Linked DNA regions of Homo sapiens: all the other regions are linked to region 2. A link is a loop called in an ENCODE intact Hi-C map of the cell type or tissue named here. Cell type or tissue: HCT116. All regions are shown on one strand.

Region 1 (2,500 bases), 58 kb before region 2:
CTACTTCCAGCCTGCTATCCCCACCACAGACTTACCCCCAAGTTCTTTAAGATCCAGATCTTAACATGTCACTTCCCGTATGAAACCTTCCAGACACCTCACTGCTCCTGGGGTAAGCTCCAACTCCTGCCCAGTCTGGCCCTACCCACCACCCTGGTCACACCTCCCTCATCCGCCCTGCCCCAGCCCCCCTGCTTCCGAAGCTCGCTGCTTCACACCTCCAAATCTCTGCCTGAAATGCTCTTGCCCTCTTCTTGCCAGGTAAATGCCCAGTGGTGATGCCACTTCCTCTGTGAGTTGTGCTTTGCTAATCCCAGCAGAGCTCTCATTCTCTGCTCTCGGCTCTTTCACTCTGGGCTCTTTTCATTGTCTACTTTAACTTCAGTTTTGTGAGCACCACTGTTTACTAGAATGTGAGCTCTTCAGGGGCAGGGGTTCTGTCTTGTTTTTTTGTGGTTTTTGTTTGTTTTTTTTTGTTTGTTTTTTTTTTTGTGGTTGATGTTGTTGTTGTTTTGAGATGGAGTCTTGCTTTGTCACCCAGGCTGGAGTGTAGTGGCACGATCGCGGCTCACTGCAACCTCTGCCTCCTGGATTCAAGCAATTCTCCCCATTATAGGCATGCACCGCCACATCCAGCTAATTTTTGTATTTTTAGTAGAGACGGGGTTTCACCATGTTGGCCAGGCTGGTCTCAAACTCCTGACCTCGTGATCCACCTGCCTCGGCCTCCCAAAGTGCTGGCATTACAGGCATGAGCCACTGCACCCAGCCCTGTCTTGTTTATCTCCTCATCCCCACGTCCCAGAGTATGCCTGGCACAGAGCGGTCACTCAGTAAATACTCATGGAAAAGAGAATAAAATGAGTGTTCCCAGGAATAGAGGGCTGGTTCTATACCTCTTCTCTCCTCTCCTCTTCTCTTCTCTCCTCTCTTCTTCTCTTCTCTCCTCTCCTCTTCTCTTCTTCTCCTCTCTAGGAATGGTCAGGTTCAGGGAAAATAATGATGCCACAGGATGATTACTATGCAGAAAGACTTTTTTCAATAAATAAGCATGTTACCTATTTGATCAATGACAAACCTATGATATTGTCACCTACATTTTATAAACTAAGAGACTGAGGTTTAGGAAAGTTTTGCAATCTAGAATTCCATGCACATGCTCACGATACCCACTCCCATCTCAAAGCCGAGGCTCAGGCTGGACTCTGATGAGACAGACCCCAACAGTGACTGGTTGAATGAAGCGGTGCTCTTGCCCACACTGGCCACAGGGGGGCAGCCGAGTGCTGGCGTGAGGGTGGCTTTCTGCCCCCACTTCACACCCACCCTCGGAAGATGTGGATCTGAAGGTGCAAGGGGAAAAGCCACCACTGAGGAGAGGCCAGGGGACAGGGGCTGGGGTTGCTATATCTGCTAGAAATAGGTAAAACTGGAGGGGAGTCGGGGAACAAACCACTAATTCCTAGAGTCAAAGGCTGGAGACAGATCATAGACCTGAAGCTTGCATCACCAGCATATTTAATAACAGGCCACAGAAAGCGATGCAGCATTCCTGGATTGAGGGGGTGCTGCAGGCCTGCAAATGAGAGGCACTGACTTGCAGCAGGGGCCGGTCACTGTCAGACCGTTGCTGCCTCACACCAGACAGTACAGGCGCTGCACTCATGTCCTCAGAGGCCAGAAGGCAGGGGGCACAGCCAGCACCTGCTGCACCAGGCATCCAGGATGTGTGGCCACTTCAGTGCCCAGGACATGCAGCAGGCCTCAAGCGGGCTGGGAGTGCAGGTCTCCCAGGTCCAGGCCCACACCGAGCACTTCCAGAGGTCCAGTGGAGCAGTTCAGAGGCAGCAGCTGGGTGCAAGGATCCCAGGTTGAGGTCTCACCACAAGCCAGGTATCTCCCAGTCTGTCATCTGCAGCAAGAATGGGCTGAAGGTGGCAGGGGATCCCCAGAGTGGCAGCAGGAGAGCAGGCTCTCTTGCTGGCAGACGATGTGGGGCTCAGGAATCTGTAGAGAGAGCCACCCCCGTCTTTGCTGCAGAGGGAGCTGCACTATGTGGAGACTGAGGAATGGACTCCATAAACCTCTCACAGGCTTTCCCAGCTTAGGGAAAATCTCAGGGGCTGGAGGAAGGTTAGGGCAAGATCTGAACCCATCAGCCGCCCCAGCCCTTCCCCTATGGACGGTGCAGGCTAAGTGAGCTGGCTAGGAGTTCGGGTGCCTGGCTTCTCTCCCTGGCACTCAGACCTGCACCCATCCCCCACATCTCACTCCCAGCTGGAGCCTGATGGGGTAACAGCAGCACCCACTTCCCAATTTTCCACATTCTTTCCTGCCCACTCAGCCTGACAGCCTTGACCAGGGTCAGAATTCCACAGCAAACATCTCAGTCCCTTCCCACAGGAACACTGAGGTCCCTGGCACACCCCACGCCCTGCCCTCCAAGCACTGGACTCAGGAACAGCAACGGGAGGAAGTTGGATGAAGAAAGCCTTTGCCC
Region 2 (2,500 bases):
CTGCCCTCCGAGAGAACCTGTGCACATTCCTGAAGCCCCTCCTAGCTCCTGCAGGCCTAGTTTGGTGGGTGGTTAAGCTGGGCTCAAATACACATATTCCCAGTGTGGCTTTAGGCGGGCTTTGTACATCTGCTAAGCCTCAGTTGCTTGTTTGGGAAATGGAATGATAATAACAATATCTCCCTTTTGGTGTGGCTGTGACTGTGGGGCTTTAAGAGCACATTCCAGGAGGCAGATTGCCCAGCCCTGTCTATCTATGTGGCCTTGGGCCAGTCACTTAAGCTGTCCGGGCCTCAGTTTCCTTGTGTAGAACGGGACAGCGATATGACCTACCTCCCTGAGTTGTTGTGAGGATCCAGTGAGTTTTTATGCATAAAGCACTTAAAGAGTTCCTGGCATGAGGTCAGCACCATGTAAGTGTTGGCTATAATTAGACAATGTTTGGAGATCACTTTCCTCTGCCTTGGCTCCTAATAAGCTCTTGGTGAAAGGTAGTTGTTATTTTTAACTTCTTCGTTCTCCTTCACTGTCTTAATTCCCACCTTCATTTAGCCTTGCAATTTCCTTTAAATACCTTATCTTCTCCCCTCGTTTGTTGTCAATCTGCTGCACTACCAATAAAGGCGTGCATAAATTATATTTGTCCCATGTTTACATTCATAAAACATTTCCCATGCACTCCTGTCCCAACCTCACAGCAAACGCGTGAGCGAGCAGTGCAGCTCATGTCATTGCCCTCATTTTGAGAGCCCGGGACAGGGTGTGATCTGTCCAGAAGCATCAGCTGCTCAGGGGTGTGTCCAAGCCACCAGTGAGGGTATTCCGACCTTGGGCACCAGAGCACACCGGATGATGCACCCAGGGCGTGCCAGCTCGCTGCTGCCAGGGCAGATTAGCGCAGGGGGCCCTCCTGCTTCCGGTCCCAGCTGTGGGAGCGCCCACATTATGGGAGGAGAGGCCTGTGGGCTTTTTAAATACCTCCCATCCCAGCAGGATCCCCTGCGGCCCCCAAGTGCTGTACGGTGGTGCCCTCTGCTGGTAACAGGAGGTACTGCTACCTCTTATAAGGGAGGAAGGTGGATCCCTTCACATTTACGCAAAAAGCTAGCCAAGGCCGGCTATGTGCCAGGCCCTCTTCTAGGAACCACAGAGGAAAAGAACCTCGGAAAGCCCTGGCCTTTCATGGAGGTGTCTTCTATGGGAGGGATAAAGACAAAAACATTTATAAGAGAACGGCACATAACGAGAAGTGCAATGAAGAAAAACAGAGCCGGGTGAGCTGCTAGCGAATGATAGAGGGCGCTAGCGATACGGAACGGCCAGAGACGGCTTCTGCGAGGAGGCGACAATGTAGCAGGGAACTGAGCGAAGCTAGGAAAAGAAAGGCCCCTACCCGGGGAAAGGCCATGGAAACACAGGACCGGTGGGAAGGCGCTGAGATGGGGAAAGTCTGGGTACGCCGGAAGAACAGTGAGGCCCATGTGGTTGAGGGCAGTGCCGAAAGAGGCCTGGGGCGGTGGCTCACCCCTGTAATCCCAGCAGTTTGGGAGGCCGAGGCAGGTGGATCACCTGAGGTCAGGAGTTCGAGACCAGCCTGGCCAACATGGCGAAACCCCATCTCTACTAAAAATATGACAAATTAGCCGGGCGTGGTGGCGGCCGCCTGGAATCCCAGCTACTCGGGAGACTGAGGCAGGAGAATCACTTGAACCCGGGGGACGGAGGGTGCAGTGAGCCGGGGTTGTGCCATTGCACTCCAGCCTGGGCGACAGAGAGACTCTGTCAAAAAAAAAAAAAAAAAAGCAGCAGTGAGCAAGGTCCGAGAGGCGGAGGCCTCCAGCTCCTTCCTTACCACGTGGTGCATGAAGAAGGCAGAGCTCGTGCAGTCTCAGGAAGCAAAAGGAGAGCCCTAACCAGCATGCACTGGGCTGTGTGCGGGGCCTCACCGCTGCCTGTGAAGTGGGTATTCCTGGCATTACCACCATTTTGCAAAGGAGGAAACTGAGGCTGAGGAAGGTAGAGGTTGTGTGGTTTGCTCAAGGGTGGAAATATAAAGTCACAGAGCAAGAACCTAAATCCAGGTTTGTCTGACTCTAGTTTTTTGGTTGTTTCTTTTCTTTTTGGTTTTTTGTTTTCTTTTTCTTTCTTTCTTTTCTTCTTCTTCTTTCTTTCTTGTGACAGGATCTCACTCTGTCACCCAGGCTGGAGTGCAGTGGCCAGTGGCACAATCACGGCTCACTGCAGCCTGGAACTCCAGGATTCAAGCGAGCCTCCCATCTCAGCCTCTCCAGTAGCTGGGACTACAGACACTCAGATCATTTTTAAAAATTTTTTGTAGAGACGAGGTCTTGCTATGTTGCTCAGGTTGGTCTTGAACTTCTGCTCAAGAGATCCTCCGGCCTTGGCCTCCCAAAGTGTTGGTGAGCCACCCCTCTGGCCGAATCTGGGCTTTAAAACATAAGTTAAGCACTTGGAGAGAGAGAAAAAAAGGCAGCACAGA
Region 3 (2,500 bases), 130 kb after region 2:
AGAGGCTAGGGACACAGACATGGTCCCTGCCCACACGGGAGTGAGTAGGCTTCCCCAGGAGTCCACACAAGCCTGGCTGACATCCCAGTGTGTGTCGGGACAGCCAACTCTGCAGTCCCAGGTATAGGAGCCCTCTGCCTTCCAGGTGGAGGGTGTACATGTGTACACTCCGGGAGCAGCTCCTCCAGCCGCCAGCACTGTGGTGATGAGGTGGGCTGGGAGTGGGCCTAGGGTGGGGGATGCAGAGATGTGTGTTTTCATTTCCTGGGCCACCAGAATAGTTTCCTAGAATCACAGGGGAGGCCATGGGGCCTCAAGGGCACATCCGCCAGCCTCCTCCATGTAGCTGCACCCTGGGCTGTTCCCTTACTCACTGCTGCTCAGGTACAATCCCAGGCTGCTGTTGACCCACCATGCCCTGACCATGTGCCAGGCGGTGCCCAATGCCTCTCAGACCCCTCACTGCTTGGGCTACAGACAGCCCTGGGTGGCAGCAATTGTGGTCTCATCATTTGATGTTACACATGAGGTGACTCAGGTTGGGAGAGGCAGAGCCAGGACTGAAACCCAGGTCTGTCTGACTCCAAAGGCTTTGCCGTGCCTGCATTCTGCACAGCCAGGGGCCTCACTATGGATTTCTTGGCCTCTGCTGACAGGGACTGAGTTCGGAAGCCTCAGGAGCTGTGATGAGGGAGGGGGAGGCAGGGATATTAGAGGAGAGGTTGACTTTGGGAGGCACAGGCCACAGCAACTCCAGGCCTCAAGGCTTCTCTCTCTCTGATCAGCCTGAAAGGGTTCTGGGAGGGGGAGGGAAGGCTATTGTCAGGACCTATTAGAGGATTAGAGAGAAATGGCTTGGCATGGGAGGGGGAGTTGCTAGAGTGAAGTCCGGGGACTCTAGCTGTCCTGGAGATGGCCAGGGATTGGAAGGGTGGGTCTTCTCCAAGGCAGAGAGGCTCCCTCTGCTGGAAAACATGCTCCAACCTGGAACCCAGGCATTAATGTGGGTTCCACCAGATCCACCACGGCCAGGACAGAGGGGCCTAGGGAACCACAGAGGGCTAGTTCCCTGGCCTTGAAGGTACAGTAGTCGTCCCTGAGCAGGTTGGAGGTGGAGGGAGAGGCTCAAAGAATCAGAGGCTCAAAGTTTAATCCTCCCTGGCTGCAAGCAGATGCCATGTGCTACAGTGGAATGAGCGCAGGCTTTGGAATCTCACAGACTTGAGCTCCAAGCACTGCTTTGCCACTTACCAATTGGTGACATTGGGCAAGTTGCCTAAACTTTATAGCCTCAATTTCCTCAACTGCAAAATAGGAAGGCTGTGCAGATTAAATAAGAAAACAGAGGCCGGGCACGGTGGCTCATGCCTGTAATCCCAGCACTTTGGGAGGCTGAGGCGGGTGGATCACCTAAGGTCAGGAGTTCAAGACCAGCCTGGCCAACATGGTGAAACCCCATCTCTACTACAAATACAAAAATTAGCCAGGTGTGATGGCGCATGCCTGTAATCCCAGCTACCTGGGAGGCGGAGGTTGCAGTGAGCTGAGATCAAGCCACTGCACTCTAGCCTGGGTGACAGAGATGAGACTCCATCTCAAAAAAAAAAAGAAAAGAAAGAAAGAAAGAAAAGAAAATGGGCCAGGCGTGGTGGCTCACAACTATAATCCCAGCACTTTGGGAGGCTGAGGTAGGAGGATCGCTTGAGCCCAGGAGTTTGAGACCAGCCTTGGCAACATAGTGAGACTTTATCTCCACAAAAAAATTAAAAAGTTTTCCAGGTGTGGTGGCACACACTTATAGTCCCAGCTACTTGGGAGGCTGAGGCGGGAGGATCCTTTGAGTTCAGGAGTTCAAGCCTGCAGTGAGCTATGATCACAACCTTGCACTCCAGCATGAGCAGCAGAACAAGACCATATCTCAAAATATATAGATATAGATACAGATAGATAGAGCCAGGTATGATGCCAAGTGCTGCGTCATCTCATTCAATTCTTATAACAGCCCTATGGTGAACATGTTACTCTTACCTCTATTCTGCAAGTGACACCTGTGAGGCTCAGAAAGTGTAAGTAACTTGTCCAAGGTCACAGGCCAACTCCCAGGGAGGCATTTTGCCACGATGCTGATCCACGACTATCGATGTAGCTTCTTTCTCTGTCTATGATGTCCAATGCCAAGGCTGGCTTCCTATGCCATGATTTCAGCAGTGGGTGGGGAGGAAAGAAATCTAGCTCCATCCTGGAGGCCCTGAAGCTGTTTAATCCAACTCACTTCCCCGGGGCTCTTCCTTAATACGTCACCTCTTGATAGTACTTTACAGTTTATGGAACTCTTTCACCCATACTAGCTAGTGGATCCTTCCAATAGCCCCCATTTTCTCCATTTAACAGATGTGAAAGCCGAGGCAAGAGAAATTTAAGTGCCTTATTCAGGATCAAGTTACCCTTGAGTCCCTTCCAGTCCACCATAGTGGCCTTCAGAGCTCTTCTGGGAGAAATC

The links. Peaks named below come from ENCODE experiments on the same cell type or tissue, not always from the same donor. Only the 100,000 strongest peaks of a DNase experiment are listed, where the experiment ranks them.
Region 1: a loop joins it to region 2, with 16 times the contacts of the local background. A loop is called at or near these places in 107 of 110 quality-filtered maps.
Region 3: a loop joins it to region 2, with 5 times the contacts of the local background. A loop is called at or near these places in 11 of 110 quality-filtered maps.

Annotation. Positions count from the first base shown.
Region 1 is chr12:52,082,365-52,084,864 of GRCh38, reverse strand. It overlaps SMIM41 (small integral membrane protein 41), which reads right to left. Exons shown (of 3, transcript NM_001369216.1): 2 at 897-971. It also overlaps the pseudogene OR7E47P. Among named protein-coding and RNA genes, the nearest start is that of SMIM41, 3.9 kb to the right of the region's middle. In HCT116, a CTCF peak has its summit at 1,263 (motif pointing right); no DNase peak of the experiment used is centred here.
Region 2 is chr12:52,024,366-52,026,865 of GRCh38, reverse strand. All of the region lies in intron 1 of LOC124902934 (a long non-coding RNA gene), which reads right to left. It also overlaps a transcript of NR4A1 not described here. Among named protein-coding and RNA genes, the nearest start is that of TAMALIN-AS1, 18 kb to the right of the region's middle. RefSeq lists enhancers at 304-1,241, 1,787-2,081, 1,242-2,179. In HCT116, a CTCF peak has its summit at 1,072 (motif pointing left); DNase peaks (open chromatin) are centred at 1,115, 1,305 and 1,875; H3K4me3 peaks cover 1,944 bases; H3K27ac peaks cover 1,561 bases.
Region 3 is chr12:51,893,602-51,896,101 of GRCh38, reverse strand. It overlaps the pseudogene LOC102724178. Among named protein-coding and RNA genes, the nearest start is that of ANKRD33, 6.7 kb to the right of the region's middle. In HCT116, a CTCF peak has its summit at 965 (motif pointing left); a DNase peak (open chromatin) is centred at 941.